Regions from separate parts of the Homo sapiens genome. Here region 2 is linked to region 1. Evidence: chromatin loops called from intact Hi-C (ENCODE). Cell type or tissue: PC-9. All regions are shown on one strand. Each heading gives the region's core, and the rest is flanking DNA. Links, peaks and the distances in the headings are about the cores only. Region 1 overlaps LINC01121 (long intergenic non-protein coding RNA 1121). Region 2 has its middle 29 kb from the start of LINC01121.

Evidence for each region. Peaks named below come from ENCODE experiments on the same cell type or tissue, not always from the same donor. Only the 100,000 strongest peaks of a DNase experiment are listed, where the experiment ranks them.
Region 2: it touches region 1 in a loop (6-fold over the local background); 7 of 110 quality-filtered maps call a loop at or near these places.

What each region holds. Positions count from the first base shown.
Region 1 is chr2:45,211,205-45,227,819 of GRCh38, forward strand. The region is part of intron 1 of LINC01121 (long intergenic non-protein coding RNA 1121); the gene reads right to left. It overlaps LOC105374576 (a long non-coding RNA gene), which reads left to right. Exons shown (of 3, transcript XR_940041.2): 3 at 1-469. Among named protein-coding and RNA genes, the nearest start is that of LINC01121, 35 kb to the right of the region's middle. RefSeq lists enhancers at 7,781-8,709, 8,710-9,636. In PC-9, for the core only: no CTCF peak of the experiment used is centred there; a DNase peak (open chromatin) is centred at 7,927; H3K27ac peaks cover 1,036 bases.
Region 2 is chr2:45,275,142-45,291,756 of GRCh38, forward strand. No RefSeq gene overlaps it. Among named protein-coding and RNA genes, the nearest start is that of LINC01121, 29 kb to the left of the region's middle. In PC-9, for the core only: no CTCF peak of the experiment used is centred there; DNase peaks (open chromatin) are centred at 7,720, 8,750 and 9,310; H3K4me3 peaks cover 518 bases; H3K27ac peaks cover 4,278 bases.

The DNA of each region.
Region 1 (16,615 bases), core at 4,831-12,830:
TAGCAACTCGTTATGATTGATATAAAATATCATCAGGAGGTAATCTAGGAAAAGGAGGATAGGGAGCTGGGCAGAATTTAGAACTCAGAAATTGGCAGCTGATAGTAAAAGGGCTCCAAATTTGTAGGGGTAGGAGGAGAGGAAGAATCAGGGGCATGTACTTAAAAAATCTTTATATGATAAAAAAAAAATTAGCACAGACACAGAAAATAAATGTATAGCTTAATAAATTATTAAAAAATGAAGGTTATCCATTTATGGATTAATAGATTAATGGACTATCATGGGAGTGGGACTCGTGGTTTATAAGAAGAGGAAGAGAGACCTGAGCTAGCACTCAGCCCCCTTGCCATGCAATGCTCTGTACCAGTTTAGGACTCTGCAGAAAGTGCCTACCATCAAGAATGTCTCTCGCCAGACGTGGTAACTTGACCTTGAACTTCTCAGCCTCCATAACTGTAAGAAATAAATTCCTTTTCTTTGTAAATTACCCGGTTTCAGGTATTCTTTTATAAGCAATAGAAAATGAGACTGTTTCCTCACCCCTCCCTCTTTGCCCTCAAGAGGCGACCACTTACTTGCCTCTTATGGAAACACCCTCCTTCCTTTCCTCATGCCATTATCAGTCCACATGTGCATCCTTCAACATTGTGGTTTAGTTTTACTTTTTAAATATTTTAAAGTCTCTTTTAATGTACAGACTTCCCCTTTACCACACTCCTTTCCCCTTGTGAATGTATGTGTTACAAGAACTAGATCATTGGTAGAGTTTCCCACAGCATAGATTTTGCCACTTGTACCCCCACGGTGCCATTGATGTGTTCCTCTGGCCCCTGTATTTCCTGTAAATTGCTAGTTGGATCTATAGGCTTGATCCAATGTGGGTTTGATTATTTTTGGCAAGACAACGTCATAGGTGGTGGTGCCTTTGTTCTCCAGAAAGTGTAATCATCTTTAAAATAATTATTATTTTAATAATAACCATAGGTGTTCATTTATTTGGGGTTACAGAATGGCAAAATTCCAATTTGAAATGTCTCCTGTTCCACTCTGGTTACCAATGATGCAGTTCAAATGGGACCATCAGGGTAAATGCTTGATTTTTTTGTTTGTTTGTTTCTTCAGAATTCAAAGCTTTGTCACATACATGTACTAGTTGCTAAGATCTGAATGTGGCAAAACTGTTGTAAAGGTCAACCTGGCCTCGATTGGCCCAGCCTTCTCTCCCCAGGTCCTTTGACCTCCTGAGAGATCATTCCAGGCCCTGTGAATCTCAGTTTTTCTTCCCATCTCCCCACCCCGTCAGAGCCCACCTTCATGGAGGGAAGGTCCTCATGCTCACTCACCTTAGGAGGTAAATTGTGGGCATTGTCCACTCTAGGGAATGTGGATTTTAAGGCCTCTCTCTCAAATATTGTCTCACTTAGTCCCTGTGGAGTTCAAAACAGGTAGCTTCAAGCCCAAACTCACCTTGCAATGTTTTGTTTTGGCCATCACAGAGTGTTTTCACTTGTTGTTTGTTTTGCTTTTAAGTGGAGCAAGACTGCATTTAGGCAGGGGCATATTCTCTGCAGTTAGATCAGAGCCCACCGCCTCCCCTTGCATTGTACCCGCCCTGTGTTCTGAGTCCCTTTGTGTTGCAGAACCTTGTAGGTAGGTGTTATTAGCCCATTTTTCAGGTGAATGGACAAGAACTGGAGAATTGATGTGGGGGACCTAGGTGAGGCACAAATGGAAATGGAACAGCCACTGAGTGCTCTGGGAAGGAGACCACAAGCCAAAGGAGAGAGTCCACACTGGGAAGACCCAGCTACAGGGCCCTCTCCATCCAGCCTGGTGCAAACTAAAACCCACATTCTTTTTTCTTCCCTTTTACAGAGACAGCTCAAGGAAGCATGATAAAATGAGGCCTAAGATAATATTTGAGGGGAAAGTTTATTTTTTTATGGTCTGTTTGCATTACACCATCGGGTGAAGAGAGGAGGAGAAAGACTTGTCCCAAATGGCAGAGCTGGAGAAGCACAAATCCAATGTCAATAGTTGGAAATACAAGTGTGTGGTTTCATTAAACTTCTTTTTTTAAAAAAAACTTTGTTCTTCCTTTTCCTGAGGCAGTCCAAGGGAAGGGGACACAGAGGTGGAAACAGACAGGGAGAGAGGAGGGAGCAAGCCAGGGCCAGCGAAGGGGGCTTGTCTTAAGGAACCTGCTCCCGCTGTGAGTGTCCTCAGCCAGCCCAGGAGGCTGGCAGGCCTGATCAGAAGCAGCCAGCCAGAGCCTTCCGCTGATTCCAATGACGGCTGCTAAGCAGGGGCAGGCAAGTCAGAGTTTCAGCATTTGTCCAACAGCTTTTTTTGAAAGGATTTTTTTTTGTTTTTGAAAACCTGAGTGAAAATGAACAAATAATCAAATCCAGGTCACCCTGAGGAAAATGATTTGACTTCTGTGTTCTCCTGTGGCCCCATTTGGCCATAGCTGGCCCCTTCCCCTTCCCCCTACTACCACGCTGGCCCTTGGCTGCCCCAAGGCAGAGACCATGTCTGCAGAGCCAGGAGAGGTAGGTTAAGAATGCAGGCTCTAGTCAGACAGCCTGGGGGTTCAAGTTAAAATATTAGCTCTGGCACTTATTAAATAGGCCACCTTGGACATCTTCTTTGTGCCTCAGTTTCCCCATTTTAAAATGGAGATGTGATAATACCTCATGGTCTGCTGAAAGAATTCAATGGAAAAAGTGCTTACTACAGTGCCTAGCATGTAGTTTTCAGCAAGTATTTGCTGTTATTCTATTATTTTTAGAGCCTTTTCTGTCTCCCTTCCTTTGTCTTTCCATTACATGCCACTCCTTAGCAGTCCCACTGGATTTGTCCAAATAGATAAACTCACTCAAAGAAATAAAAATAGGTGTTATCTTGCAAGGTATTTTGCACACTGTCCACTCAGACCTTCTCTCTCAAGCAGTTTCTGCACAGCTCTGTGGATACCACATCCTTCCCTCATCAACATGCCCTAGTTCTTGTGGCACAATCTGCATGGATTGCCCTCTCTATTCATTTCCACCCACCCAAATCTAGTTCAAGGCCCACTTTGCAACAGAACGTTGGATCAATCTGGGAATGGCTTGATTCAGGGTCTTGCCTAAAGTCACTAGGATCTGGTTTCATCTCTTGGTTTTGCTTTCTCCATGTTGGCTCCACTCACAGACTCTACACACCTGGTGGCAAGAGGTTTGCAGGCAAAATGGGCTGCAGATTCAAGCCCAGTGAGAAAGATAACTTGCCTCTTTCCTAATAGCCCCAGCAGACATACCAGGTGTTCCTTGGCTATGATTGGGTCACAGACCCATCCCTGGACCAATCTTATGGCTCGGGGATAGGGAAGGAGTGTTGTGCTTCCACCTGCAGTTCATGGGCTGATGAGGAGGAAGGAGTGCTTCCTAGAAAGAAATCAGGATAGTTTCCAAAATAAGGGAGAAAGCGGAGCCCAATGGAAGCAAATGTTCACCATACACACAGCCTTTCCAATATCGATCTCCAACGATTCCAGCCTGTTCTCTTCTCTGGATTCCTGACCTGATACATCATGATGTCATTCATCTTGGCAATGTGTTTTCTACCCATTTGTTGAGAATAAGTCTCACTATATCCCCTACTTTGCGAACTGCTTTTATCTAAAGATTGTTCCTGTGTCCTTCACTTGGCAATGAAGCATGCCCTGCCTTCTTGAATGGCACTGTCATCTCTCTTACTGATATTGTATTTCCCATATATACATGTCTTACCTTTCTCACATATTGTAAATTCCTCCTGGGCAAGAAACAAGAATACTTCTTGCCTAGCACCTTGTATATAAGTGCTTGGTTATATTTTGTTGATTTACTGAGAATTTAATATTTCTTTTCTTATACCTTCCCTTGGTTAAATGCCTAGTAGGTACTAAATAACATTTTTGGAACCATAAAATCTAGAAGGAGCACTGAATTTGGACAGACTCTTATAATCTAATGCAGCTCCCTCTTTTATTGGGGTTAAAACAGCCTAGAGTAATGAAGTGAGTATATAAGCAAGTTAGAAAGACTAAAAACCAAGATCCTTTGGATCATAGTTATCACTTTGTATTTGTTGATTGACTGATTGTCAATTCAGTCCCTTTTCCACTGAACCTCTTTGTAAGATCAGGAACAAGGCAGGGATGCCTACTGCTGCCACTTCAATTCAACATAGTACTGGAAATCCTAGCCAGAGCATTAGGCAAGAAAAAGAAATAAAAAGCATCCAAATTGTAAAGAAGTAAAATTATCTTTGTTCACAGGTGTCATGGTCTTACATGTGGAAAACCCTAAAGATTCTGCACCAAAAAAACCTGTTAGGATTAATAAACAAATTCAGCAAAGTTGCAGGATATAAAATGAGTATACAAAAATTAGTTGCATTTTAATGCACTAACAACAAACAATCCAACAGTAAAATAAGAAAAAAATCTCATTTACAATTGCCTCAAAAAGAATAAAATACTTAGGGATAAGCTTAAAGATTTGTACAGTGAAAAGTATAAAATATTCCTGAAAGAAATTAAAGTGACACAAATAAATGCAAAGACATCTTTCATAGATTAAAAGAGTGGTCCCCAACCTTTTTGGCACAAGGGACCGGTTTTGTGGAGGACAGTTTTTCCAAGGACTGAGGTGGGGGTGTAGAGATGGTCTCAGGATGAAATGGTTCCACCTCAGATCATCAGGCATTAGATTCTTGTAAGGAGCATGCAACCTAGATCTCTCCCATGTACAGTTCACAATAGGGTTCACGCTGCTATAAGAATCTAATGCCACCGCTGATCTGACAAGAGGCGGAGCTCAGGCAGTAATATTTGCTCGCCTGCCGCTCACCTCCTACAGATCTCTAGATCTCACTCACTCTCTAGACCCACCCACCTCCTACAGATCTCTAGATCTGTGTGGCCAGGTTCCTAACAGACCAAGAACCAGTACTGGTCCACAGCCCAGGGATTGGGAACCCTTGAGTTAAAAGACTTAATATTGTTAACATGTGCATATAATCCAAAATGATCTACAGATTTAATATAATCCTTCTCAAAATCCAAATGCCATTTTTTGCAGATATAGCAAAAACAATCCTAAAATTTATGGAACTAAAAAGGACCCTGAATAGCTAAAACAATCTTGAGGAAGAAGAACAAACCTGGAAGCCTCACACTTCTTGACTTCAAAACATATTCCAAGCTACAGTAATTAAAACAGTATGGTAATGGCATAAGGTCAGACATGTATAGACCAATGGAACAGAAGAGAGAGCCTCAAAATATACCTATGCATAGACAGTCAAATGACCTTTACCTAAAGTACCAAGACTACACATTGGAGCAAGGATAGTCTTCTCAATAAATGGTGCTGGGAAAACTGGAAAACCACATGCAAAAGAATGAAATTGGACCTTTATCTTACACCATACACAAAAATTAACTCAAAATAGATTAAAGATCTAAACATAAGTTATGTGAAACTATAAAACTCCTAGAAGAAAACATAAGGGAAAACCTTCACGGCATTAGATTTGGCAATGATTTCTTGGCTATGACACCAAAAACAGACAACAAAAGCAAAAATAGACAAGTGGACCAACATCAAATGAAAAAGTTTCTGCACAGCAAAGGTAACAATCAATAGAGTGAAAAGGCAACCTATGGAATGAGAGAAAATATTTTCAAACCATATAACTGATAAGGGCTTAATAAGCAAAATATATTTTTTAAAAACTCCTACAACTCAATAACCACACAACAAAAGTAAAAATAACTTGATTAAAAAGCAGGCAAAGGACTTCAATAGAGTTTTCTCCAAAGAAGATATACAAATGGCCAATAAGTATATGAAAAGATGCCAACATCACTAATCACTGGGGAAATGCAAGTCAAAACCACAATGAGTATTGTACCTGTTAGGATGGCCATTGTCAAAAAAATAAATAAATAAATAACAAGTGCTGGTGAGAATATGGAGAAATTAGAACCCTTGTGCTCTGTTAGTGGGGATGTAAAATGGTGCAGTGGCTGTGGAAAATTGTATGAAGGTTCCTCAAAAAATTAACAACAGAATTATCACATGATGCAGCTGATATAGTTTGGCTCTGTGTCTTCACCCAAATCCCATGCTGAACTATGATCTTCCGTGTTGGAGGAGGGGTCTGGTGGGAGGTGAACGGATCGTGGGGTTGGTATCTAATGCTTTAGCAGCATTCCCCTCGTGCTGTCTTGTGGTAGACTTCTCATGAGACCTGGTTGTTTAAAGGTGTGTAGTGCTTCTCTCCCTTCACTCTCTTCCTCCTGTTGCCATGTGAAGATGTGCTTGCTCCTTCTTCGCCTTCTGCCATGATTGTAAGTTTGCTGAGGCTTCCCCAGCCATGCCTCCCGTACAGCCTGCAGAACTGCGAGTCCATTAAACCTCTTTTCTTTTCTTTCTTTCTTTTTTTTTTTTTGAGACAGAGTCTCGCTCTGTTGCCCAGGCTGGAATGCAGTGGCGTGATCTCGGCTCACTGTAACCTCCACCTCCAGGGTTCAAGCGATTCTCCTGCCTCAGCCTCCTGAGTAGCTGGGATTACAGGTGCACGCCACAATGCCCAGCAAATTTTTTGTATTTTTAGTAGAGACGGAGTTTCATCATGTTGGTCAGGCTGGTCTCAATCTCCTGACCTCGTGATCCGCCCACCTTGGCCTCCCAAAGTGCTGGGATTATAGGCATGAGCCACCATGCCTGGCCTAAACCTCTTTTCATTATTAACTACCCAGTCTCAGGTAGTTCTTTAGAGTAGTGTGACAATGAACTAATACAGCAGCAATCCTTGTTCTGGGTATTTATCCAAAAGAATTGAAATCATAATCTCAAAGAGATATTTGTACTCCCATGTTCATTGCAGCATTATTCACAGTAGCCAGAGATTCCTGCTCCCATGAGAACCTAATGCTGCTGCTGGTCTGACAGGAGGCAGAGCTCAAGCAGTAATGCTCGCTCACCTGCTGCTCACCTCCTACTGTGCAACCTGGTTCCTAACAGGCCACAGAGAGTACTGGTCTGCAGCCCAGGGACAACCGAAATGTCCATTAACAGATGAATGGATAAAGAAAATGTGGTCATACAAGCAGTGGAATAGTATTCTGTCTTAAAAAAGGAAGGAAATCCTGTCATATGCTACAACATGAATGAAGCTTGAGGACATTATGCTAAGTGAAATCAGCAAGTTGCAGAATGGCAAATACTTCATGATTCCACTTGTATGAGGAATCTGAAGTACTCAAACTCTTGGAAACAGAAAGTAGCTGTCAGGGGTTGGAGACGGGAAAAGCGGGGAGTCTCTGTTCAGTGGGTACAAAGTTTAAGTCATGCAGGATGAAAAAGTTCTAGAGATCTGTATTACTATATAACACTGTGCATTTGGTTAACAATAATGCACTTAAAAATTTAAGAAGGTAGATTTCATGTTATATATTTTTGTACCACAATAAACAAATAAGTTACTAATGGCCTAAAAAAAGTTGATTGAAGAAGGGACCTTACATCTACTGGTGTCATTTAGGGTCATCAGGCATGTGGAGTCAGGAATATTTTGGGTCAAGGAATTGATCCCAAGCTCCCCTAATCACACATGGACTAAAGAGTGGGCTTCATATTCTAACAGCTGAAATGATTTTGCATCTGGGTCCAAACATCACTAGAACTCCAGTCTGCCAGCCCGCAGCCTGTGGGCTGGGGGCCTAGAGTGCAGACCAGCTGAGCCCAGCACAGGAGGCAAGCACAGCCCTTAAACAAACAAAACAAACAAAGGAAACCCCTATCCAGACATTCATTCTTCAGGTAACAGAGATTAAGGCAGGGCAGGTTCTTAACAGGTGAATGAAATAAACCCACAAAATAAGAGGCATACCAAGAAGGTGTTAAACCAGTTTGGACACTTCATCCAGAGCCTTTGCCACTACCTGCGATGACAGCCCAGCAGGGCTCCTTTATCCACAGGTAGCTCCATGCCAGGCCAAACACTCCTCTTTGGGACCTGGCCAGGTGCTTGGTCCCACTCTAATCCACACTGAGCTCACAGAGAGCCCCAAGGTGAGACCTGCCTAAACGGGTTCCCGGGCCAGCCAGAGGGTCCTCAGGGACACTGCTCAGCCCTCACCCCAGGGAGATGGGGACCCAAACGTCTCTCCAGTTCTCCTCAGTCCTCTTTACAGTGAACCAGATGGAGGTAAAGACCAGATGGAGGGGAAACCAAGGAGCCAGAGCCAGGGCAGGGGCTGGCGATCAGTCAACACAGCCCCTCTCTCCCGGGAAATCTCCAACAGACACCTGCCACTCACCACCCCTGCCACTCACCACCCCTGCCTTCCACTGTGGGGCCTTTGGCTTGTGGGGGCCGGCAGGGACAAAAAAAATATATGGAACAGTTGACAGGATACTGTCAGGAGACCTCGGATCTGATCCTTGCTTTGCCATTTTCTAGCTGCATGACCCCAGGCAACCTCTGCAGGCCCAGCTGCCCTAACCTTAGCAGGGCGTCAGGTTCGACGAGATTCCCCCCCTGTTCCAAGTGAGTTGATGGTTGACTCTGATGCCATGCTATCACCTGTGCCAACTAAATATCCACAGATTACATCTCTAGGACATTCGGGTTCTTTGGCGCATGATGCAGGCCAAATCTCCACCCTGGCTTGTGCTATGGAGACACAGGGCAGTGCCTCCCAACAGTGAAGGGCACCGCTCTGGAGCCAAACTGCTATATTCTTATGCCAGTGCTGCCCCCTTTCCATGCCTCGGTCTCCCCATCTGAAAAATGGAGATAAACCCCATCTCATAGAGCTGTTATGAGGATTCAATGAGATGAGTTAGACAAAAACTCTCAACAGTGCTGGCACTTGGGAAGTGCACTGTAAGGGCGGGCTGTTAGTACCGTTAGTGTGGTGGCTCCTGACGACTTCACCTCCAGGAAAGTTGAGCCTCGCAGGGAAACTGGGGCTGGGAAAAGGTGGCCTTGGATGTTCTCCTTCACTCTGGCAGGAGAAAATTGGCCTTGTGGCCTGGAGATTGGACCTCCCTCCCACCCCCGGCTGCAGGGGGTGGTTGGGAACATGCTGTTGACACTGACCAGCCACACCCCATGTCTGCATGGTGCAGCCTGGCAGGCCGGATGTGGCCTCCTTTCCCAGAGGGCTCGAGCCAGATGCAGCTCGATTACCGTGGAGTGCATTTCAGGCATTGTCGCTATTATCAGCTTCTCACTTTCAGCTGCTGGATCAGGGGCAGGAGCCTTCCCTTCCTCCCTCTGCCCCATTGCTGGGTGTTTGTTTTCACTGCAGGTGCAGATGTGAACGTCTCCCGTCCTGGAGAAGAGCCTGCTCAGACCCACCCCAGACATTTCCCCACATCTTCTAAATTGGACTCCAACTCTCACCTCCCAGTTCCAATCCAGAATGAATTTGTCCTGAGTGAGAGCTGGGAGGTGAGGAAGGGGCTTGGTCACAACTGTCCAGTCCTTGCTACCAGCAGATTGAGGTCTCTGAAGAAAAGAGTCTTTGCTGTGGTGATGACTAACACACCAGGAAAGATAAAAGAGAGGGAGAGGAAAATGACAAAGAAGGACAAAACAAAGATTTCTGCTAAAGCTATAAACATTAGCTTTCCCAAATTTGCCATTGTCGTCCTACTCCTTTACTCATGCGGCACCCCCTGCCCTTTCCCCATCCTCCCCGAAGCACCCTCCCCTCCTCATGGCACCTCCCCTAATGGACTGTAAATTCTCTCCCTTCCACACCTAGGTTAGTAAAAATTACTTTTGTCAGATTAATTCCTTAGAGGATGTGGGGGTGGATGGGTGCATACAATTTTGGCTTTGAACAAACAAACAAACAAACAAACAATTCTTTCATCAAAGTGCTCCAAAGAGAAGTTCTTCCAGGAGAAGGGGACAGTTTGACAGATGGTCCCATATCTTCCCCAGGTTTCTGTCTCCATTGGCACTGCCCTGTTGTTCTCACTGCCACCAAGTCACCTTGTCTGCCTTGTTCTCTTGCCCAGGTGTGGGCTGTGCCCGCCAGCCCACTTTGTGGAGCTCAGACAGGCTGGAATTCTCCAAGAATAACCTCACAGGAAATCAACGAAATGAACAAAGAGAATACGAACAGCTGAACAACAGACGTGCTTACTGAATGCAGGTACCTAATCCTAAAACAACCAAAGTCTCGCCACCATGGCTGGCCAGGTCTGGGTTCCTCCCCGCCTACTCCTAGACCCCACCAGAAAAGACCCTCCCAAGTAAAGCTTTTTGATATCCCCCACCCCCTGCAGCCCCCAGCCCAGAAGTTGGTAAAAGAAAGGATAGGTGGTGTGCATAGCGCAACAAACAGCTGGCGTTGGGTCTGAGTCAAGGTCCAAGGGTGGGTGGGGAGCAGAACCCTGCTCCTGGGAATCCTCCCCCTGCCAAAACTTGGGAGTTTTACTAACCTGGGTACGGTAGCGGGGAAGCCACCCTCACCCCCCAACTTGGTGTGATTTTTGGAGAAGCGAACCCAGCGAGGGGATGGGGGTGGTGAAGCCAGGCTTGGAGCTGAAGCTGAGGTCTAAAGTTTGGGGGCAGGTGCCTGCCTCCAGTTCTGCCTCTGTCACTCTGGCCCCCTCTTCTCTGGGCCTCAGTTTCCCTGTTGGTAAAAGGAGGAAGTTTGAGTAGGTGATCTTTGAAGTCTTTTTCACCTCTAGCATTTTCCAGTTTTTCAATTCTGTCTCTTTGACCACCAGTTCCTACAAGTTAGAAAACTCCAGTCCACCCAGATAGGTCTCAGTAAAGATGTAAACTCCCAACACAAGAGTGACAGCTAACCTTCCTGCATGTTGACCAGGTGACAGAAACCACTATAGCTACTTTATCTGTGTTGGCTCATTTCCTCCTCACAGGAGCCCAAGCCTCGTATCCCCATTTCACAGATGAGAAACTGTAGCAGAAAGAGGTTAAGACATGTACCAACATCCCAGGTGGTAAGATAAAGGACGAGGCCTCAGGCAGTGTGCTCCAGAGGCTGTGCTCTGACCCCCCAACCCAGACTACACTTCTTCTTCATAGATGAGTGACTATAACGCCTCTAATAGACACAACAAGCCAAAGGTGCAAACAACCCAGATGTCCATCAACAGACAAATGGTTAAACAAAACTTTCAGTGGAATATTATTCAGCCTTAAAAAGGAATGAAGTTCTGATCCATGCTACAACATGGGTGAACCTTGAAAACATTATAACTTTATATGCTTTTAACATTATAAGCTTTAAAATATTATAAGGCTAAGTTAAACATGCCCAGCCACAAAGGACCAACACTGTATGATTCTACTTACATGAAATATCTAAAATGGACCAATTTATACAGACAGAGAATAGATTACAGGTTATCAGGTGCAGGGGAGAAGGAGGGATGGGGGAGTAATTGAAAGAGAGTTGCTGTTTGGGATGATGAAAAAGGTCTAGAAATGGATGGTGGTGATGGTTGTACAACAGTACGAATGTACTTAATGCCACTGAATTGTATACTCAAAAATGGTTGAAATGGTAAATGCTGTGCTACATTAAAAACAAATTTTGGCCGGGCACAGTGGCTCAAAAGTTGTAATCCCAACACTTTGGGAGGCCAAGGTGGGCGGATCACCTGAGGTCGGGAGTTGGAGACCAGCCTGACCAACATGGTGAAATCCCGTCTCTACTAAAAAAATACAAAATTAGCCTGGTGTGGTGGCACATGCCTGTAATCCCAGCTACTTGGGAGGCTGAGAGAGGAGAATAGCTTGAACCCGGGAGGCGGATGTTGCGGTGACCCAAGATTGAGCCATTGCCCTCCAACCTGGGCAACAAGAGCCAAACTCCATCTCAATAAATACATAAATATTAAAAATATCATAATAAAATAGATCTCACTTACTGAGCTGCTGTTAAGACCCTACTGTGCTCAGTGACTTACAGGCTCTGCCTCGTGTAACCTTTACAGCCACCCTGTGAAGGAAGCTCCCCTGTCATGCCACCCACTTCACAGGCAAGACGGCCAAGGCTCAGGGAACAGATTCCCTCAGGACCCATGGGTAGTGAGCGGCAGAGGGGACACATACACCCAGGTAATGCTGAGAGCAAACTCAGAGAGGAAGGTAGAGGACGATCTGAGAAGGCTACGAACAAGCTGAGACGAACCAGGGCGTGGGGCCCATACCCTACCTGTGCCTGCCAGGTGCCAAATTCCACATTTATCTTTTCTCACATTTCTCCCTGTATTCGTTTTGTGTTTTCTTCCCTGTTTTACATCCAAGCAACACCTTTCTGCCTCATTCCTCCACTGATATCACTGCCTCTGCCTTGTGTGCTCAAGACACCTCCCATTCGCCATCCCCCCAACCCCCCGCCGCCACAGCATGGCAGGACAGCCTGTTGGGTTTTGGGGGCGGGAGGGAGCATAGGCCTGTGAAGCCTCATTCTATGCTGAGGGGGAAAGAGGCCCAGATCTCCACTACAGGGGACGAGAAGCGAGCAGCTCCTCCCACACCCCCACTGAGGAGACTCCCAAGGCTAGGGGCAGCTGGCTGATGGTTGAGTGTCCCCAGGAGAACCTCAGGGAGACTGGCTGGGTGACTCCATGGGATGCCAGGCCCTGGTGCGTTACTAGTTTCGCCCAGTCTTGGCTGACCCCCTATGTGAGCAGTGTCAGGGCAGTGAGTTTCCTTTGCCCCTTAACTTTTTCTGTTTAGAAAAAAAAAGTGCAGCTCGCTGCAAGCCTCATTTAATTTTACATAAACATGCTCTTTGAGGCTGAAGCAAATAGACTGATTTTCAATGCGAAAATGAAATATAAAAACTGTTCTTGGAGTCATTTCTAAACACAACTAACCCTGGAATCATCTGTTTCAGAAAACTCAGATTCATCAAATGAATCTTTGGCCAAAAATTGTCCAAGAACGATATTAACATCACTCATAAGAATGCTACGTTTTCAAGGATTTGACATTTTCAGCAATCGAGAATTGCTATACATTGTGAATGGAAATACCACTACTAAAAACAGAATGCTACAAATAGAATGATGGCTTTTGTTGCCAAAGTCGACAACAATAATAACAGCGAGATATTCTGTGGCAAAGTTATCTTGGGGTAAACGTTGCAGCTGCAAGCGCTGCCGGCAAGTATTCTCAGGGCAAACAGGAAAAGGGTTAAATAACTGAGAAGTGCCTGTTCCCACCGAGGCACGTGACATTTTGCATGCAGGTCACCCAGAAAAGCCAAGCACATCTACACACAGACTGCCTCACTCATGTTCAGTTTGTAGCCCCCACCTAAGGCATTAGCCTGGCCCCGAAGGGCCTTAGAAACTCCTCACATGAAAAAGCTCAGGCAAAACTGTCAGATGACAAAGGCTGTGATTGTGGGGGCTGGAGGGGATTTTTGTATGTCTACGACTTGCTCTCCCCACCTGGCATCCCCCGAGACATTTCTGCGGCATTCTGTTCCCCCTGCACCCTGCAGCCTGTGACCCAGATGTCTGCGGATGAGCTGTGACTCCCCTCAGCTGGGATAAATGCCTAGTTTATCCCAAGAAGGGTGACCACTTCCAGATGATAGATTTCAAACGTAGGCTTCCATGCCCTCAGTAGAGTCACTATTGCCTAACAGAGAGGACTCTGGTGTCCAGCTTCTGGGGTCTGACTCCTGACTCTATCACTGAGCAGCCCATGGATCTTGAGCAAAGCTGTGGCTGAATTTTCCTCATTTATAAACTAGAGCTGATGATATTACCTACCTTGTATATTTAAGAGAATTAAATGGGATGAAGCATATAAAGTATTTAAACCAGTGCCTGGCACAAAGGTCCTATTTAATCTATATTGGCTATCATAATGGCAGACAGACATTGTTAGTCAGTCAGCCTCAGCCCCAGATTCCTTCTCAATATAAGTAGCAAAGTAAAGCATCCAGGCTAGAAGATGTCTAACTTTGCTTTCAGCTTGAGAATTTTCTGACTGGTAGTATCGTTCCCTTCTCCCTGAGCTGGGACTCCTCTATTCCACCCGTCTCCTATTATGCTAATGCAAGAACAACTACCCTGCATCCACCCCCAACACGCACTTTAGATCCAAAATTGGTCCCCGGTTTTCCCATGCATAATTTTAAACAACTTTATTAAGATAGAATTCGCATACTATAAAATTTATCCATTTAAACTGTAAAATTCAGTGCCTTTAGTATATTCAGAGATGTGCAGCAATCACCACAATCAACTTTAGAATATTCTCCTACCCACCCCCCAAAAACCTTATACCCCTTAGCCATCACCCATCAATCTCTCCATTTCCCCACTCCCACCCCACCCCCTGGAAAACATGAATCTACTTTTTGTCTACAGATTTGTCTCATCTGGGCATTTCATTTAAATGGAATTATATAATATGTGGTCCTTTGTGACTGGCTTATTCACTTGGCATTGTTTTCAAGGTCCATCCGTATTGTAGCATGTATCAGTACTTTGCTTCTTTTTATTGCTAACTTCAATTCCACCGTACAAATATAGCAATTTCATTTATCAGTTAATAGGTTGGTGGACATTTGGATTGTCTCCACTTTTTGACTATTATAAATAATGCTGCTATGGACATTAATGTAGAAGTTTTGTGTGGATGTATGTTTTCATTTCTCTTGGGTTGATGCCAAGGAGTGGAATTGTTGGGTCATGTGGTAGCTCTATGTTTAACCATTTGAGGAATTGGTAGAATGTTTTCCAAACCAGCTGTACCATTTTAAATTCCACTGGCAGCATATGAGGGCTTCATTTCTCTACATCTTTGCCGACACTTTTATTAGCTGGGTTTTTGATTATAGCTATTCTAGCAAGTATGAAATAGTATCTCATTTCCCTGATGGCTAATGATGTTGAACATCTTTTTATATGCTTATTGGTCATTTGTATATCCTCATCAGAGAAATGTCTATTCAAATCCTTTGCTTTTTTTTTTTTTCTTTTGAGACAGGGTCTTGCTCTGTCACCCAGGCTGGAGTGCAGTGGTGTGAACATGGCACACTGCAGCCTCAACCTCTGGGGCTCAAGTGATCCTCCTGCCTTAGCCTCCCAAGTAGCTTGAACCACAGGCACATGCCACCATGCCTGGCTAATTTTATTTTTTTTAACTTTTAGTAGAGATGAGGTCTCACCATGGTGCCCAGGCTGGTCTCAAATTCTTGAGTTCAAGTGATCCTCCTGCCTTGGCTTCCAAAGTGCTTGGATTACAGGTATGAGTCACCACACTGGGCCCTGTTCTCACTTTTTGATTGGGTTATTTGTGTTTTTATTATTGAGTTGTAAGAGTTCTTTGTATATTTTAGATACAAGTCCCTTATTAGGTAGATGATTTGCAAAAATTTTCTCCCATTCTGTGTGTTGTCTTTTTACTTTCTTGATTGTATCCTTTGAAGCATAAAACTTTTTAATTTTGATGGCATGCTGAATAACTTTTGTATTTGATATGAGAAGCAGAGGCAAAAATATCATGATTTGTAGATGACATGACTGTATATCCTGAAAACCCAAGAGAACCTATTGAAAAACTGTTGAAAACAAGAGAATTCGGTAATAAATCCGGTTATTAAATTAATATACAGTAAACAATAGCCTTTATAGAAATAAATATGTAACAGAAGATATAGTAGAAGAAAAGGCCCTATTTTCAATAGCAAAAATAGTATAAAATACATGAAAATAACTTAAAAATTTCAAGAAATATGTGAAGGAAACTTTAAAATACTCCTGGGGACGCAAAAGGAGCTTGAAAAGAATAAAAGGTATATTATATTGTTAGATATGGAGATTCCACATCATGAAAATTTCAATTTTCTATTCAGTTATTTTATAAATAATGTAAATCTAATATGATTGCAATAAAGACACCTATAGGACCTTTTTCATGGAACTAGAACAGCTGATTGTAAAGTTCATATTAAAAAATAAACAAACAAGTATAGCCATAAAAACCGGGGAAAAAAGGGTAGTGGGCAAGCTTTGGAGTGAAAATCAAGAAACCAGGGCTCTAGGCCCAGCTCCGCCCTAACAAATGGAAGGACGATTCATCATTTCTATTGGGACTGCAGTTTCCTCATCAGCAAAGTAAAATATCCATGTTAGACAATGTCAAACCTTGCCTTCAACTCTAGAATTTTCTGATTGATTCTGTTACAAGACTGCGAGTTCAAATACTCCAGACTTGGCCAGTGCCACGTCCACTCTAAATAAGTCAGGACAGCTTAGCTTGGCAAGGCAACTAAGAGAATGCTTGGCCGTGTAGATGAGCTTCTGGGACACCAGGGAGGCCCTTTGCCAATAAGCAGGCTTAGCCTTATTCCCATTCTGTTTCTGGCATTGCTCTATGGGGTTTAGATGGTTGATTTGACCTGGCCTCTCTCTCCATTTCCTGCCCACTGAAGAAGTAAGCAATGTATTTGGGTCTTGATGCAGTTCCTCTGAGATCCTTTCTTAGAAGCCAATATGAATAAGAGAGGGGAGAAGAACAGGGGAGCACAGAGACTCCACCAAGGGAGGGTGAGCCA
Region 2 (16,615 bases), core at 5,406-13,405, 65 kb after region 1:
TTAAACGGGCTTTGAGGAAAGCAGATTACACTCCATAATGTGGGTGGGCTTCATCTAAACAGCTGAAGGCCTTAACAGAACAAAGAGTTGCCTCCCAGAGCAAGAAGCAATGCTGCCGGCAACCTGCCTTTGGACTCAGCCCATGACTTGCCCCTGAGTCTTCAGCCTCATGGTCTACCCTGCAGATTTTGGACTTGAACCTCTACAATCATGTGAGCCAATTATTTAAATCTTTTTCTCTGTCTTCCCTCTCTTGCTCTCTGTCTACTATCTCTCTCTCTCTCACACACACACACACACACACACACAAACACACCCCTTGTTGGTTCTGTTTCTCTGGAGAACTCTGAATAATACACTGAAAGTGTTTTCAGTCCTGTTTTATGACGAGGAAATGGGCTTAGTGAGACTAGGAACTAACATTGGGCTACTGTGGTATAAACTGGTCACTCAGAATCAGTGCACTGGGGCAGGTTCACACACGATGACTTCATCATTCAGAAATGTAAAAGTCCAGGGCTGGTAAAGAACCCAAGAGGACAGGGCTGTGGCCCCTGATGTCAGACAAATATATGTCTTGATCATGTCACTTCTGTTCTTGAAGATTTCTGGGGCTTGTGCCCCCACCTCCTACCCCCTTCACCCATTGCTTCTTTCCACGCTGCTGATTAAATCTACCTTCTTTCTTAATTTAACCCCATTTTTTTTGGTGGTGTCATCCACACAAGGAAACATGCCTGATTGTAAAGTTTCTGGCAGGAGGCTTCTCCTTTAAATGACAATTTTAAATAGCATATACACAATGCTCAGAGCACAGGAGATACACTGCATGAGCAGTCATGTTAGTGGCATCCTACGAATGTAACCTGGGCTTTGTAAACCATAAGGCATTCAACATTCAACAAAGGTAAGGAGTCAACATTATTGTTCTAGGTTGCAGGACTGAGTGAGGTTGAGAGAACACACAATTCTTAGGTATGAGAAGCAGCTCATAAAATCTTCAAGTCCAAGGTTGAGGCTACTCCATGCTGAAATTTTGTTTAAGTAAGATGGTATGAGACAAAAGACCCTGAACTTAAGTAAGTAAATTCTGAACCCCTGGTTCAATCACCTTTCTTTTCCAAACCCTCTCACTTCTTTATGGTAAAATAAATAGGGTCCCCTTCTTTATTAAGGAGAATTGTTTTGATTGCAAGAAACAGAAACCAACTCAAGCCAACTTCAACATGCAAGTGCAGTTCTCACAGAACCCAAGGGCCAGAACAGCTGAGCCTAAGGCAGGCTCTGGAATCAGAAAATGGAAGGCCATGGGGGAACCCAGGAGACTCTTTTTCTTCCCCCTCCAATGACTTCTTTCTTGTCTCTCTGTAAACTCAGTCCACAAAGTAGAAAGAAGCCTACTCACTGGTCCTAAATTTGTATTTTTCCTTTGTTCAAAAGTTTAGTCAAGAATGGAATCTTGGCTGGACGCAGGGGCTCATGCCTCTAATCCTAGCACTCTGGGAGGTTAAGGTGGGAGGATCACTTGAGTCCAGGAGTTTGAGACCAGCCTGGGCAACATCACACCAGGCTAATTTTTAAATTTATTGTAGAGATAGGGGTCTCTACAAAAAAATTAAAAATTAGCCTGGTGTGATGGCACATTTCTGTTGTCCCAGCTACTAGGGAGGCTGAGGTGGGAGGATCACTCAAGCCTGGGAGGTAGAGGTAAGTGTTATCAGTCCTGTTTTATGGATGAGGACACTTTTTTAAAAAGAGAAAAAAGAGGAGGAGGAAGAGGAGGAGGAGGAGAACACGAAATATAATCTCTTGTTCCTTATTCCAGATTTTAGGCTAAGAAATTCTGATGGCCAACGTTTAAGCTAGATGTCCACTCCTCGTCCAGTTAGCTGGTGGGGGATGGTATCAGTTCCACCACCATGGCTGGCAGACGCCTATTCTCATGACTCATGGCTGTAGAATGTGGACCATGGCCCCCAAATTGGCAACCATACCAGCATTTCTCAGACCTGTCTCTGCATCAGAATCATCTGGAAAACTTGGGGAAAAAAATACAGATTCCCTAAGCCTATCTGGCACAGAGACCTTGGACTAGTGGCTGCAAGCAGTCTTGTCTACTTTTCCTAGAACATTCCAGGAATAGAAGAGAATAATCAGTACATTTAGCAGTACTGATTAGTACAGTCCTCCCTACTCTTCCATCCCTACTTCCTCTTACCCCATCCAAATGATTCTATGCAACTGTTTGAAGACCTGTTTTGGGGAACCACTGTAAAATATCATCAGACAATGCAGAATAAGAGATGCAGAATAATAAGCTAATGACCTTGTACACACTTTTCACTGTGTATCAAGAGCTTTCCCACTTACCAAGTTCTTCCTGCCCAGCTGGGCATTGTGCTAGGCTGTTTAATACGTATCACCTCATTGCATCCTCACAACCCCATAAGGTACATGCTTTTCATTTTCATTTGACAGACAAAGAAAACAAAGCTCAGAGACGTTAAGTGACTTGCGCAAGCCTTCTTAGTAAGCGACAAAACCACTTACTTATATATCTGTCTCCTTTGGTTGACCCTTTAGTGCCATGAGGTCATGGGTCAGAGGTGCCTGCTTTTGCCCATCCCAGGATCCCCAACACTAAGCGTGATGCCTGACATAGGAGAGGTGCTCAATAATGTCTGTGGGTGAATGTCAAGTAAATGAATGGCAGCCTGATGGTCTTTAGGCTGAGCCACTCCGCGTATCCCAGGGAGAGAGCTTCCCAACCAGCTGGCTGTGACACCTTCCCAAGTCCTGTGGGCTTCTCGGCGGACTGAGCTCCATATCCTTTCAGCGGCTGGGGCAGCCAGAGCCCTCAGACCTGGAACGTCCTCTGGCTGTTAGCACCTCATCTACTTTCCCTAGAATGTCAAACTATTATGTTCTGCGTGTGTTATGTTTTGTGAAAGTGGGAAGTATAGCACAATCTCATTTAAAGAGTAAAGATTCGTCCTGCTCATCAAAGATTTGTAAGGTGGGCTGTACCCCCAACACAGCTCTTTTTGGTTATCCAAAAGCCATTCTGAGATCTTCAGAAAATTGTTCTGCATTCCCCATGACGGGAGAGTAACTGAATGACAGTCCTTCTGAGCCAGCAGCCACCTCCCTTGCAGCTAGAGCACCCCAAGGCTTCCTTCACCTGGTCCAGACTTAAACTCAGACCCTAGTGGCAGGGTGCGGACAGGGACAGAGATGTTGACCGAGGCCAAGGTTGACAGTATCTGGCATTCCTCATATGAAACCCAGAATCTCTAAGGCCGATGCCAGGACGCCAAAATGCCTTTCCTGCCAGGGGATTATGTTCATTTGCACAGGATCTGAGATAGAAATTCCAAAGAGATGATACTGGAAACCAAAGGCCTATATCATATTAATAATACAGACAGGAAGGCTCCCCCAGCAGCTGGTAGCAAACATCTATTAAATAAAGAAAGGGACCTGGCCCCAGCCCAAAGCCCAGCAATCCAGCCAGGTCATTTCAGATTACAAATAGAAACAATTAAACCATATTATAGACCTTGTCTCTTGTTGGCTATTAGGTTTCTGCACTTACATGCTAATTTCTGAGTCAAGGAATCAGAGATCTCCCCAGATTAGGTATCTACCACCGCTCAGCAGGCTACAAAAGTCAAGCTGTATTTGCACTTCACTTGGATCCTCTGTGTCCACGACGGCTGCAGAGAGAGCTGGAAGCCAAAGTCAGCTGAGAGCTGCGTTACAAGGCATCAGCTCTGCCTTCAGAGGGCTTGGACCAGAGGCCTGGCTTGGCCACTCACCAGCTGAGTGACTGTGGGAGAGGCAGAACCCACATTTGAACACTTCTAACTTCAGTCTGCGCAAGCACCCGAGCCCTCACCTTCTCAAAACCCCAATTCTAGTTCCTACCACTTCTTCAGCCGGAGAGCAGCTAGCTGGCTAAGCTGATGTCAAGAGTGGACAATGACATCTTTAAATAGTATGGGTTCAAATGTAGATGAATAAAACTTCAGCCTTCTTATCTATGAAACGAAAATATAATAACCCCTGCCTGGATTCTGGACTATCTGGGTTCATATTCTTGCTCAGGTCACTAGTTGTATAACTTTAATTACTTAAATTCTTGTGGTCTCAATTTCCTCATCCATAAAATGGGAACTGCCTTCTAGAAAAAGGTAATGAGATTGTTGTATTTCTTCTTCTGCAAACCTCTAATTCTTGTCCTTTGTCCATTTTTCTTTTGGGACATACCTTTTATTGATTTTTAAAGCTCTTTCTATGTGATAAACTTTAACCTTCATAGATGCCATATTTTTTTCTTAGTTTGTCATTTGTTTATGGTATATAAAATGCTTAGCATGGTGACTAACACATTGGCAGTAATTTTGTTATTGAGAAGTGGTTTTTAAGTGGGAAAGTTCCATACAAAAAATGAGCCATCATTATTTTAATATTACCAACAAGAATACGGCCGGACCCAAAGAAAAGGAGCTCCACCTTCCTGGAAAACTGAAAGAAATGAGAACTGTCTGGAAGGAGACAGTGGTGTGAAGACAGACAAGGCTGGCTGTGGCTTTTCCAGAGAGACCTTGAAAATGAAGGACTCTCCTTGAACAAGAATATATCCCACCCCATCTATGTCGCCGTCCCTCCCTCCCTTCCTCTCTTCCACACACACACACACACACTCTCGAGAGAGCAATAGAAAGGCTCACATTCAAGACTATTCTATATCACACTGTTGGAGAAAACCTAACAGAACAGCTTCCCTAAAGAGTCGGCACCGGCTATCATAGAAACCAGTCTACGAAAGGGCAGATACATTTGTGTGAACAAAGGTCATGACTGGTTATTAAAAGGAGGCCTCTGAAAACAAGAGGAATATGTTAACATGAGCGCCTATACTTTTACATCCACTCTCTCACTTGATCCTCAAAGCAGACCCTCAGAGGTGTCCAGGACAGATTTCCCAGGCCATTTCACAGAAGCTGAAACTGAGGCTCAGGAGTTCCACATTTAGTTGGTAAATGACAGAACCAGGACTAGGATCTGATTCTCTTGATTCCTATTCAAAGTTATTCATTCAACAAATATTTATTGAGACCCTACCTTGCTCCTGGCTCTGCATTGTGGGTTTGTTCTAACTCCTGGTTACAGATGTTTCCAGGATTGCTGAAGCCACTCCATGCTGGCCGCGTGCACTCTGGGATTCCCACAATCAGAGTCTCAGGCTGGACGGACTTTTCGAAAGGACCCTGGCTAGATAGCACGTCTCAAGGTTTCGCAAATGTTCCTCCATCATAGGCCTAAGAAAACAGAACTTGTTCTGTGGGCAACTCTTTGCCAAACAGCTGGACGATGGCACCTCTAATAACGATGGAGCTTGTGCACCAAGCAGAATCTTCCAGTTTATTTGATAGCATAAGAGGTTTACGAGCCTAGGAAATACCTTTGGTTTCACTGCCCCAGTTGAAATCCCTTTTACGTTTTAGTTCCTGCTAAATCAGCAAGACGAACATGGCTTGGGTTAGGGCTGACGGGGAAGAAGATACCTCTGGTCCCTAAACCCAGTTCACTGCCAAGCCCAAACAGCCCCCAGTGGGCTCCATCTCATTTCACTCCTACAGTACACAACCTGCCCCCGCCTCCCCCGACAACCACCACCACCACCACCAGGAGGGATCTGCACAGTGGTGAAGCCACGGAGACCCAAAGCACGCCCAGAACCCAGCCTCCACACGAGGCTTACAGCTCTCTCGCCCCGCTCCCTCCTCCCCGGCATCCTCTCCCTGGAGAACCTCTCTCCTTTCAGGAAAGGCGAATCAGCCAGCGGCCAGAGCCGTGGTAATGGAGCTCAGACACGGGATCGGGTGTCTGGAGGGCCCCACTATAAACTGCGGGTCACATCCTTCAACTTGATTCCTCGCTCCATCTTACACTTTGTGTGTTTCTGGGGGACGCGGCGGCTGATGGTGAGAGAGACAAGTCCCTGGCATGGGGCTGTGGAATGAGGGATTGTTCTAAAATGGAAAAATTACTTCAGGTCCAAAGTGGAGCGACTGATTTCAGACCGTGGAGGAGAGGTGAGGGAGTGCCACCCTGGGGGGCTCTATCACAAGTCTCCATTTCCCCCTGTGAGCCCCAGGAAGAGGACCCAGCCCTTCTCTCTGCTCGTGCTCCAGGAAGCCTCCTCAGAACTGTGTCTGGAGGTTCTGGGCTCCCTGTTTTCTCAAGTATAACATGGAAATCTCTGAGAAAATGAGATAACATATCAGTGCACGTCAGTCTTGGGAGGAAGAATCCTTGAAATGTGCAGGAAGGTTATTTTCCATTCTGGTGACCACGTAACTGCAGAGAAAATGCTGCCTTTCCTTCCCTAGCAGTGACGATGTTGAATGGGAATGATGGTGGCACCTGAGGACTTTTCACCAACGACGCATATGGTGGGTATCTAAGGAGACAAAGTCCCCCACAGAGCTGCCATAAACCTCACTCCTGTTTTCGTGGGAGGAGTTGGAGGGGCCTCTCACCCTAACCCAGGGCCCCTGGTCCCTGGACACCAGGAAAAAAGGGGCAAGCCTGCCCAGGCCCACCCACCTCCATCTGCTCACACCCTCAGGAATCAGAGAGGAGGCCCATTCTCCTAGCAGAGGCCTCCCCTCTAGGGCTGCTCTGTGCCCCAACGCACCATTTGTGGGTCACACTTGAGTCTGGGCTTTTCGGTTGAACAAATCTCTCTCCCCCACAACAGTCGTGGCCTGACAGGCTGATGGTGGGACTGCTGCACGACAATATTTAGACACACTGCTAACTATTTCCAGCTGCCTGGAGGACCCCGGTACTAGATGAGGTGAGACTCTTCAAGGTTTCACTGCAGAGGCGAGGACAGCCAGAGGGCATTCCCTAAACTTTTTTCTACTGTCCTCCATTTGATGAAAGACTTGTGGTTAAACCTTTATCTTCCATAAACATTTAAAATGTGGTTACCTTGATTTCCATGTCTCATTTTCGTTTTATTAAAAAAATGGGTTCCTTGCAGTAAAACATCTGATACTGTGGATGTTCTGCAGAAAACAGATGTTTCTCCATGTAATAGACGTCGGCAGGCCTCTGTGCGCCCACCAGGCCTCACTAGCACTCACACACACGCATGCACACGTGTGTCTCATGAAAGGCCAGGGCAGGGCTGGCCCTGTGAGGAACGCTGAGGCTGAACAGCCACTAGGCCATAGGGCTTGAGTCCCTGTGGACTCAAGCCATGAGACCTTTGGGCCAAGAGGCCAGAGACCACGCAAATGCACCACCGAGAGAGGTAACGAGGCCTGGAACCGTAATTGGGGGGTTTCATCACTTCTGAGGTCTCACTATAAACACTTCCCTCCATAGTTCCCTGTTTTCACTCTCTAGGGCCTCCTCACACTCTGCCCGCAGCGGGGCTAAGGGCAGAGTTAAAACCCAGCAGGTACAATCTTTCTCGAGGGTGCACAGAAACACCTGAGGACCCTGCCAGGTCAGCCTTTGGCAAAGCTATAGGTAGTCCTTTTTTCCATCTTCCTTCTCCTCTTTCCACATCCCAGTCCTAGGCTGAAGGGAGGCCCATAGGGGCCCAGGGCCTTAGGAAAAGCCACTGTTTTTGCCTCCTCCACCCAGGACACACACGCACCTTTGCCAACCTTATGACTCAACCACTGGGACAGCCTGGCTCACTCATTTTCCCAGGAAGTTTGCTTCCCATCCCTCCTGGGGATTCCGCTGGAGCTACCTGAGACACCTGAGGCCTGCTCCCTGCCCAGAGACATTTGGATTTTTGTGGAGACCCTGAAAAATGAAGAGTTATCAAGACCCAAAAGAATTAATCCCTGGCTGTTGAATGCCTCCAGTGCTAAGGAAGCTGTTTCTGGGCAGGAGGGGACTCTGCCATGCTGAAGATGGCCCCTGGCCACTCACACTGCCCAGCCCAGAGGGCAGCATCACAAAACACACCCTGCCTCAGGATAGCCAGGTACCCTCTCAGCCTGCCTCCCTCTGTTCCGGGAACCCAGAAGCACCATTTCCCCTGTCGATACTTCAGGATCACTTGAGGAGGGCTGGCTTTTGCTCAAAGTCCTGTAGTTCCTACAAGCTGAAACTTAGAGGCAGCAATTTTGTGAAATTATTTCCCTAGAATTATCTTTATTCATGTCCATTTCACCTCATTCCAAAAAGGATTTGTGAAGCTTTTAGAAATACAAATAACGTTTTTTGTAAAAGGTGGTATTATAGCAAATGACTGAAAAACGAGGGGAGAAACATAAGATGAATTTCAGTGGCTGCAGAACATTTTTGCTAGGAGGAACTGCAAATTTGGCTCTGGGCTTCCCAGTTGCTACAGCAGAGAGGATATATGATTAGTTACAAGAATCACAGTGTCACTAAGGTAAAAGCAAACCGTCACTCACAAGAATCACAGATATTCCTGGGAGTGAGACTTAAAGCAAATTCTCACATGGGCTCACAAAGGGAGTGTTCAGGTATGTAGTAAACCATTTGTTTTCATCTTGAAAAACAAAATAAACTTTAAAAACTGGATAAATCTTTTCCAAATTTAATTTCATAAAAAATGTAAAGAAATTTCAATAGACAGAAAAATTGTTCTGGCTGCAGGGGACAAGGGCTCCATGCTATGTTCAGGATGCCAAAGTATCCCATAACCTCACTCCCGAAACAGCTCAGTCAGACTGACTTGGTACTGCATGAGTCACTGTTTCCAAACCTGCGAGAGGGTGTAAGTCCCCTGGAGGGCTTGTTAAGCACAGGGAGCCCAAGGCCCCACGGCAAACTGACTGCATCAGAATCTTGGAGAGGGGGAACGGGCATGGTCTGTAGCCCCAGGTGACCCAAGGCCAGCTTTGGCAAACCTGCCACAGACAAACATCTCAATCGTCTGGCTGAACTAGATGGTAAAAACCCATTGAAATTACCAAACTCTGTCCTGGGTGTGTGGCATTCATCATAAGGTAGGGCCCCTGAGGAGGTCTCTGCCAAGAGAAACACTCTGGGAAAGACAGCATTGAGTAAGCTCTGAGGGCCATGGGCGGGCTGCAGTGATTCGGGAGAGGGGTAGAGAATTTTCCTGCCCCCTCCCTGGCAGCATCTCCCCCGCCTCCACACCAGCTACCCCTTCCCCTCCTGCCCTCCCTGTTCCCAAGGCGAAGCAGCTCTTGCTGTCCTTTCCTCTGAAACATGCAAATACCACCAGGCAGGGTGAGTAACAGGTCTGCCCCTCCATGTGGCAGATGTGGGAGAAAGACAACACCTTGGGTGAACTGACTGCTCTGGGCGTTGCTCTGTCTCCTTAGTCTAGCTCACCCCTCACACACAAGCCAGGGCAGGCTTCTGCAAACCCTATGGTCATCAGGTTACTTCCAGTTTGAAAAGTCCTTCAATGACTTCCCAGTGGCCATGACTTTTGTCTAATCATATCATGGTTAAGAGCTTGGGCTCTGGAACCACACGTGGGTTCAGACCCTGGTGTTCCCACTTAGGCTCTGTGTGCCCTTGGCAAGTTTTTAACCTATTCAGAGCCCTAATTTCCTCATCTATAAAATAATGATTCTGCCTATCCACTAGGCAGAATATGCTAGGTTTTGCTGCAATAACAAACAACCCTGAAATCTCAGTGGATTACAACAACAAAGTTGCATTTCTTATTCAAGTAAAGTTGGCTGGAGGTTGAGGGATCTCCCCAAGGCTATTGTCCTCTACATGGAAGCTCAGAGATCCAGGCTGTCTCAACTATGTGTCACCCCTGTCTACCATGTGCTTCCAGGATACTGGAGGGCCTCGTGGAGACTATTAAGTGCTTCAGCCTAAAAAAGATGTCCATCACTCCCATTCACCAGTCACTGGTCAAGTTTCTCAAATGGTCTTGCCTCCAACAAGGATGTGGGAAAGAGAAATTATCCTGTGTCTAGAAGAGTCCCAGATATAAGGGAGCACTGAACACAGGTGATAATGTTTAATGTTTAATGGGGTGCTGGTGGTAATGAAAGGAAATAATCCATGTAAGCCTTCAGCACGGTTTCTGCCATATAGGAAAGGTTTAAAAAATTTTCATCTTTTGCCTCCTCTGCCATTCTGGTTCTGAACAGTGTTCTGAAAAGCAGTTGCCCATTTCCTAGCTTGTGATTTGACCCTCCAGGCTCGGGTCTTTGTAGCCTCTCATTTCCCTTGAGCCCAGTGTTCATCATGAGATTTGCATCAGCCATTGTGAGAACCCTTGATGCTACAGTGGCAAGAGGCCAAGGTTGATTTCTCATCTAATATTCAATCACGCACACTACACACACTTACATGTGTTAAAGAGTGCGTATTCCAGAGGTCATGAATTAATGTTTCATCAGCGCTGTCATCATCAGTGAATAAGCTGATCCAAGGTCCAGGAACAGGAGGGGCCACTAAATAGAGGAGAGAGCATTCCTGGGAAAGGAGTGAAGACTCGCCAGAGTCCACATCTGTAAAATGGGGCTGATGCTCCTGCCAAGCTCACTGAGTTGTTGGTAAGACTTGACAAGAGCAGGAAGCCTGGTCCCCTATGACATGCCATCAAATGCAGAGCAGTATTTCTCTGGCAGGTGCCAAATATTATGGAATTTTTCCTGGAGAAAATGCATCAGCAGAATCCTTTGAAGATCTCCAGTGCTTCTCTTCTGTCCCTAGGGGTTTCTCTCCTCAGAGGTCTCTGCTTCCACCCTCACAATCTAATTCTTCTCCCCTGATAACTGACTCACCATACAATTGCATAGCTCAGTATCTCTTCTTTGCAGCCTCACTGGGAGGGGGCGGTCAGATTGCACTGGAGAGAGTGTGCAGCTTTTCCAGAGCTTTGCCCAGTACAGCCCCAAGCTCTGGGGAACAGCTTACTGCTACCCTAATAATAACAAGGCTCACACCACCATTACACAACTTTAATACCAGCTTTTATGCGGGCATCTGGGGATGTGTGTGCTTATGAGCAATTTGTAATGAGAAAAAGACCGACCTGCAGCAGGCTGGGAGGGGAGGGACCCAGAGCACCAGGAAAGACAGGCTCCATCACAGGGGCCGCCCCAGGCTCTGGGGACAGGACTGCTGCCCTGGGATGTTTAAGGCACTATTTGATCTCTTGTTAAGTCCCACATGGCTTCAATTTCCATGTGCTCTGAAAGAGAATGGAATTAGAGTCAACAGATCCATCATGCCTCTCATAAAGATGTGCTCTTACTCAAGAAGAAGAAAAAGAAGAAATGAAAACTCACGTTCACGGAAGACCTACTATGTGCCAGGACCATGTCAAGAGCTTTATTTTCATGCATTATTTTATATGAGCCTCACAATAACCCACTGGGGTAGATTTGTTGCTGTTTTTTGTGGTAGACTAAAAAAAAATAGCCACAATATTTTGCACCTCATCCCATCGAGAAGTAGAGTCTGTTCCCCCATCCGCTCAATTCTGTATTGACCATCCTGCTTTGGCCAGTGGGGCATTAGCAAACACAATGTAAGGGGCTTGAAAAGTGCTTTTGCATCAAGGCTTTCCCTCTCTCAGCTTTGAACCCTTTTGCCACTCTGTGAACAAGCACAGGCTAGCTTCCCGGGGATGAGAGACCATGTGGAGCAAGGCGCCCACCTCTCCAGCCATCCCAGCTGAGGCCACAGGCATAGGAGTGAGGCTGTTCTTGACCATCCAGCCCCAGCTGAGGTTACCCACACCTGAAGAACTTCCCAGCCAACTTACATAATCATGAGAAATATTCAGTGCTTGTTATCTTAAGCCACTATGTTTTCAGAAATTTGTTATTCAGCAAAAGCTATCTGATACATCCCTTTTTTATAGATGAAGAGCCCAAGGCTCCGAAAGCTCAAGTCATTTTGCCAAGAATCCTCAAATAAAATTGGCAGAGCAAGGATTTGATCCCCAGGCTTATATTTAGTGCCCTGAATTACCTGCTTTCCCCTGCAACTTGCTAGCACGTAGAGAGAGATGCCTGAGAGAAAATTTCCTTAAGAAACGCTAACTCCCCCATAGAGCCGTCATCACCCATTCCATTTTGAGGAAAGCTGGAAACTCTCCAGTCCTCTAGAGAATTTCTGCTTGGATAGGCACAGCACAGACCTGAAAGTGTTTCTCTAGATGGCATTTTCGTAAGTGGAAGCTCACTTTTCCATTGCCTCTTGTTAATGAACTGCTGCATCCTTACCTCTGAAGATTCTTCTAAGGGCACAGGCAACTGCTGCTGGGGTCTTGGTCCCTCTGGCTAAGAGACCCTCAGCACTGGTCAGGTGATCAATGTACCTTCAAGTACAACTGGAAATCTCCTTGGTCAGCAATTGTACTAAGAAGAATCACTTTGGATGTGTGAATTTAAACTACCTTTTTTTTTTTTTCACCCGGGCTGGAGTGCAGTGGCATGATAGCTTACTGTAACCTTGAATTCCTGGGCTCAGGCGATCCTCCCCTCCCTCCTCAGTCTCCCAAGTAGCTGGGAATACAGGCACTTGCCACCACACCAGGTTAATTTTAAATTTTTTGTAGAGATGGCATCTCACTATGTTGCCCAGGAAGCAACCCTCCTGCCTCAGCCTCCCAAAGGGCTGGAATTACAAGCATGAGCTACCAAACCCGGCTGAAACTACCTTCTTATCCTGACATTATATTTCAAGAAGGGCCTGCCTGAATATTGTCATACCCGCCTCAGGGAGGCCTAGTGACAGTTTCATGTCCCAGCAATCAGTTCATGAGAACAAATCTCCCTGGCAAAGCCCTGTGGTGCTTGCTGGTATACTCTCAGGCCAGTCTATTCCCATGACATAGGCAAAAGGGAGCTTATGAGTTCTGGGTCCTGGACACAGGGTAGCCCTCTGTCTTGATGCAGGATTGGCTTTAAGCGGACTTTTGAAATAATCACTGTTATATTCTAGCACTTCTGCGCTCTTTTTCAGGCCCCTGGCTTCTCTGCTTCTCCATTTTGGAATGAACCCTATCCTTCCACTCACCTCCCCTGCCACCAAAGCACTCCATGCTTTAGAATTATTTCTCCTCTCCCTTCTATCTCCCTTGACTCTTCTGCTCTCCTTACCACCTAGATGGGCTGGACCTACATAGTGGCTTTCCTTTCGCTGTCCTCAGTTTGTTTCTTTTTTTTCTTTTTCTTTTGTTTTTGTTTTTGTTTTTGTTTTAGACAGAGTCTTGTGCTATCACCCAGGCTAGAATGCAGTGGCACGATCTCAGCTCACTGCAACCTCCACTTCCTGGGTTCAAGCAAGTCTCATGTTTCAGCCTCCCAAGTAGCTGGGATTACAGGTGTGCACAACCACACCTGGCTAATTTTTTTTTATTTTTAGTGAAGGCAGGGTTTCACCATGTTGGCCAGGCTGGTCTTGAACTCCTGGCTTCAAGTGATCTGCCCACCTCATCCTCCCAAGGTTCTGGGATTACAGGCATGAGCCACTGCACTTGGCCAGTTTGTTTCATTTTAACTACTTTTCATCCTCCATTTAGAATCGATGCATTACTTAGAAGCACCAAATATTTTTCACCTCTCTGTCACCCGGAAATGACAGCAGTGAGTCTGCTGGTAGCAGCCCTGACTCATCCATCAAAAATATTAAATTGGATTTTAATCACATCTGGAATTTCAGATATAAACTTTCACACATATGGTGAGGAGGGAGTTTGTACTTCAGTATCCTTCCGTTCTTAAAGGTAAAAATCTGAGTCTGTTTAAGAATAAAATACCTAAGAAGAAAGAAATCTTCTGATATGATTTATGGGATACCATATGGAACCTGGAATTTATTCTTGAAAGCAATTGTGTGCAAAGAAATTAGCAGATACTAATTGCTTTTGGGAGAAAATTGCCTCTCATTACAAACTATTGGATTTTTAAAAATGAGCTCCTTCCCAGCAGTGTGAACATCTGGATTCCCAGGGGCTATGGGCAATGCCAGAGCCCCCTTTCAAGCCCAAGACAGAAGAGAGGTATTGCAGACTGCTGAGGAGATTTGCATGAGGAAGGTGGCAGGATGTGGACGTGTCAAATGCTGCTTTTTGGCTCACAAGGTCAATCAGTATGGGGCCATCAGAAGCACTCGACTGTTTAAAATCTCAGCTTCAATGTTGAACTCAGCTTGGCATTCACGGCTCTCTAAAATCTGGGCCTTGCCAGCTCCTTTTCCCTCTACCTTTTCTCTCCCTCTATCCCCCAAAACCTATGCCCAGTCCACAAAGACCTCCTCCACCCTGGAACAATGGTCTCCCCTTTCTTCATGAATCCAAACCCCTAGCCTTCAAGGCCCATCGCAAAGCAACTTCCTCCCCACTGGAGGCCCTGGAGCAGGCCAGGCCTCTCCCCAGTACCACCGTGGAAAAGCTGTGCTCCAGCCTGCCTCCTGCCGACTCAACTTCTAACAGAGGGGAGAAGGCAAGGCTGGAAGTCTCCTACCCACAAGGTCCTTCTCAGGGCTCATGCGCCAGATCCTTACAGTTCAGACCCCTTTCCTCCCACACAGTGCCATGTTTTGGGGTGAACAGTCAGGCAACTTTGTGCCCCAATCTATAATGATCAATAAACTGAGCAATACTGTATCAAGATGAGAAAACTGCATTCCCAGAACTGCCCCCAGGGCTCTTTGGCTGGAAGGAATACTTTGATAGTAGAAGGGAGTGAGGCAGGACCCTCCAGGGGTCATTCTCAAGTAACAGTAGAGGGTCTCTAAACTGCACTTAAGGGCCCAGTTAACTCCATGGCCTGGGGCTCACTGACCAGCTTTCTGGTTCATAGATGATGCCTTCCCATTATTTCCTCCCATGGTGGAAGGCCTGAACAAGCTCCCTTGGGCCTTTCCAGTGGGTTCTTTTTAACTGTATGCTCCCTTTTTATGTTGAGGAAAGGTGGAGTGCTGCATGGGGAGGGCACACAGAAGGAGGACCTTCCATTGTAGCTGCAGCTTCTCCTCTGGTCTTGAGCAATTAATTCTGCTCTGGCTCCAGCTTATGTTCCCTTCTCAGTGAGCCTTGGAAATCCCCAGTTTATGTGTGATTTGACACACACTTTTGTTTTTAGTTGGCTGTTTCACTGAAGATGGAAGGCCACTTACTGTGTATATTGTGGGGAGCAATGGTTTTCCCAAACTGTTTTAGCCATGGAACTCTTTCTTCAAATTGAAATCTCATGTGGAAGCCAAATACTTAAAACCTCAGGCCCACGGAATAGGCCCCTTCCTTTTTGATCCCTTAGGGTTTTCTCTTTAGCTCCATCTCGGAATGAAAGTGATGAGCTCTGTCTTACTGTTTCTGCAAACAGACACTCCACATGACCTGCTAGATGAGAGAGGGTCCTCCACACACATGCCATGGAAAAATGAGCTGCCGCCAACCCATGCTGGAACGCCCTCACCTACTTTCCGCTGGCTGACTCCACACTGACTCTTTTGAAAATTTAAAGCTGTTCTTTTTCCTGATGAAATCAGGTAATTGTTCCAAAATTCTAAAACAATAGGTAATGCAGCAGGTGTTGGGGTGGCAATTCGCACAATTTTGAGCACCATGTTTTGTACTTGGCTTCTCTGCATTGCACAAGGGACTATACCTCTCTGCCTAGGCCTTCAGAAAAAGAGTGAAAAGAATGCTTTCTTGGCCAAGCATGGTCGCTCACACCTGTAATCCTAGCACTTTGGGAGGCCAAGGCAGGTAGATCACTTGAGCCAGGAGCTCAAGACCAGTCTGGGCAACATAGCAAAACCCCATCTCTATAAAAATAAATAAACAAGTAAATACATAAATAAAGTTAAAAAACGCATTCTCATTTGCTAACTCTCCCCTTCTCCCCTCACTTCCCTTTAACCCTTTCATCCCTGGTGGGGTGGGGACCCTAACCATCTCCACACTTTCCCCTGGAGGCTCTCCCTCTCTTCACTGAAGTATCAATTCCTAACTCCTGAGGTCCCTTTCCATCCCTGGCAAATGGGATAGACTCCAGCAGCCTCCTGTGAACATCCTGGGGCCTCTTTCCAGCCTGGCATCTGATGCTTTAGGAAGTGAGGGAGGGTACACCCTGGTCTCAAGGTCTTTGGACATCTTGAGGGCAGGGAGAGAGAGAAGTGTCCCTTTCTGAATGCAGTTGTCTTTTTCTCAACCTTAACTCACCATCATGAGAATCTATCCCTTAAAACAACAATAACAGAATTCCTTGGCTGGTCATCAGAAGAGATTTATATTCTTCCCTTAACATGGCTTTGACCTATCTGATACTGGGGGAAATGAGTAACCCTTGTTCATGAATGGTACTATGTCCAAATCTCTTCTCTATAATACTGTCTAGGATTCTTCCTTGGTCAGTGATACGGTTTGGCTGTATCTCCACCCAAATCTCAACTTGAATTGTATCTCCCAAATTCCCACGTGCTGTGGGAGGGACCCAGGGGAGGTAATTGAATCATGGGGGCTGGTCTTTCCTGTGCTATTCTCGTAATAGTGAATAAATTTCATGAGACCTGATGGGTTTATCAAGCGTTTCCAGTTTTGCTTCTCCCTAATTTTTCTTTTGTCGCTGCCAAGTAAGAAGTGCCTTTCACCTCC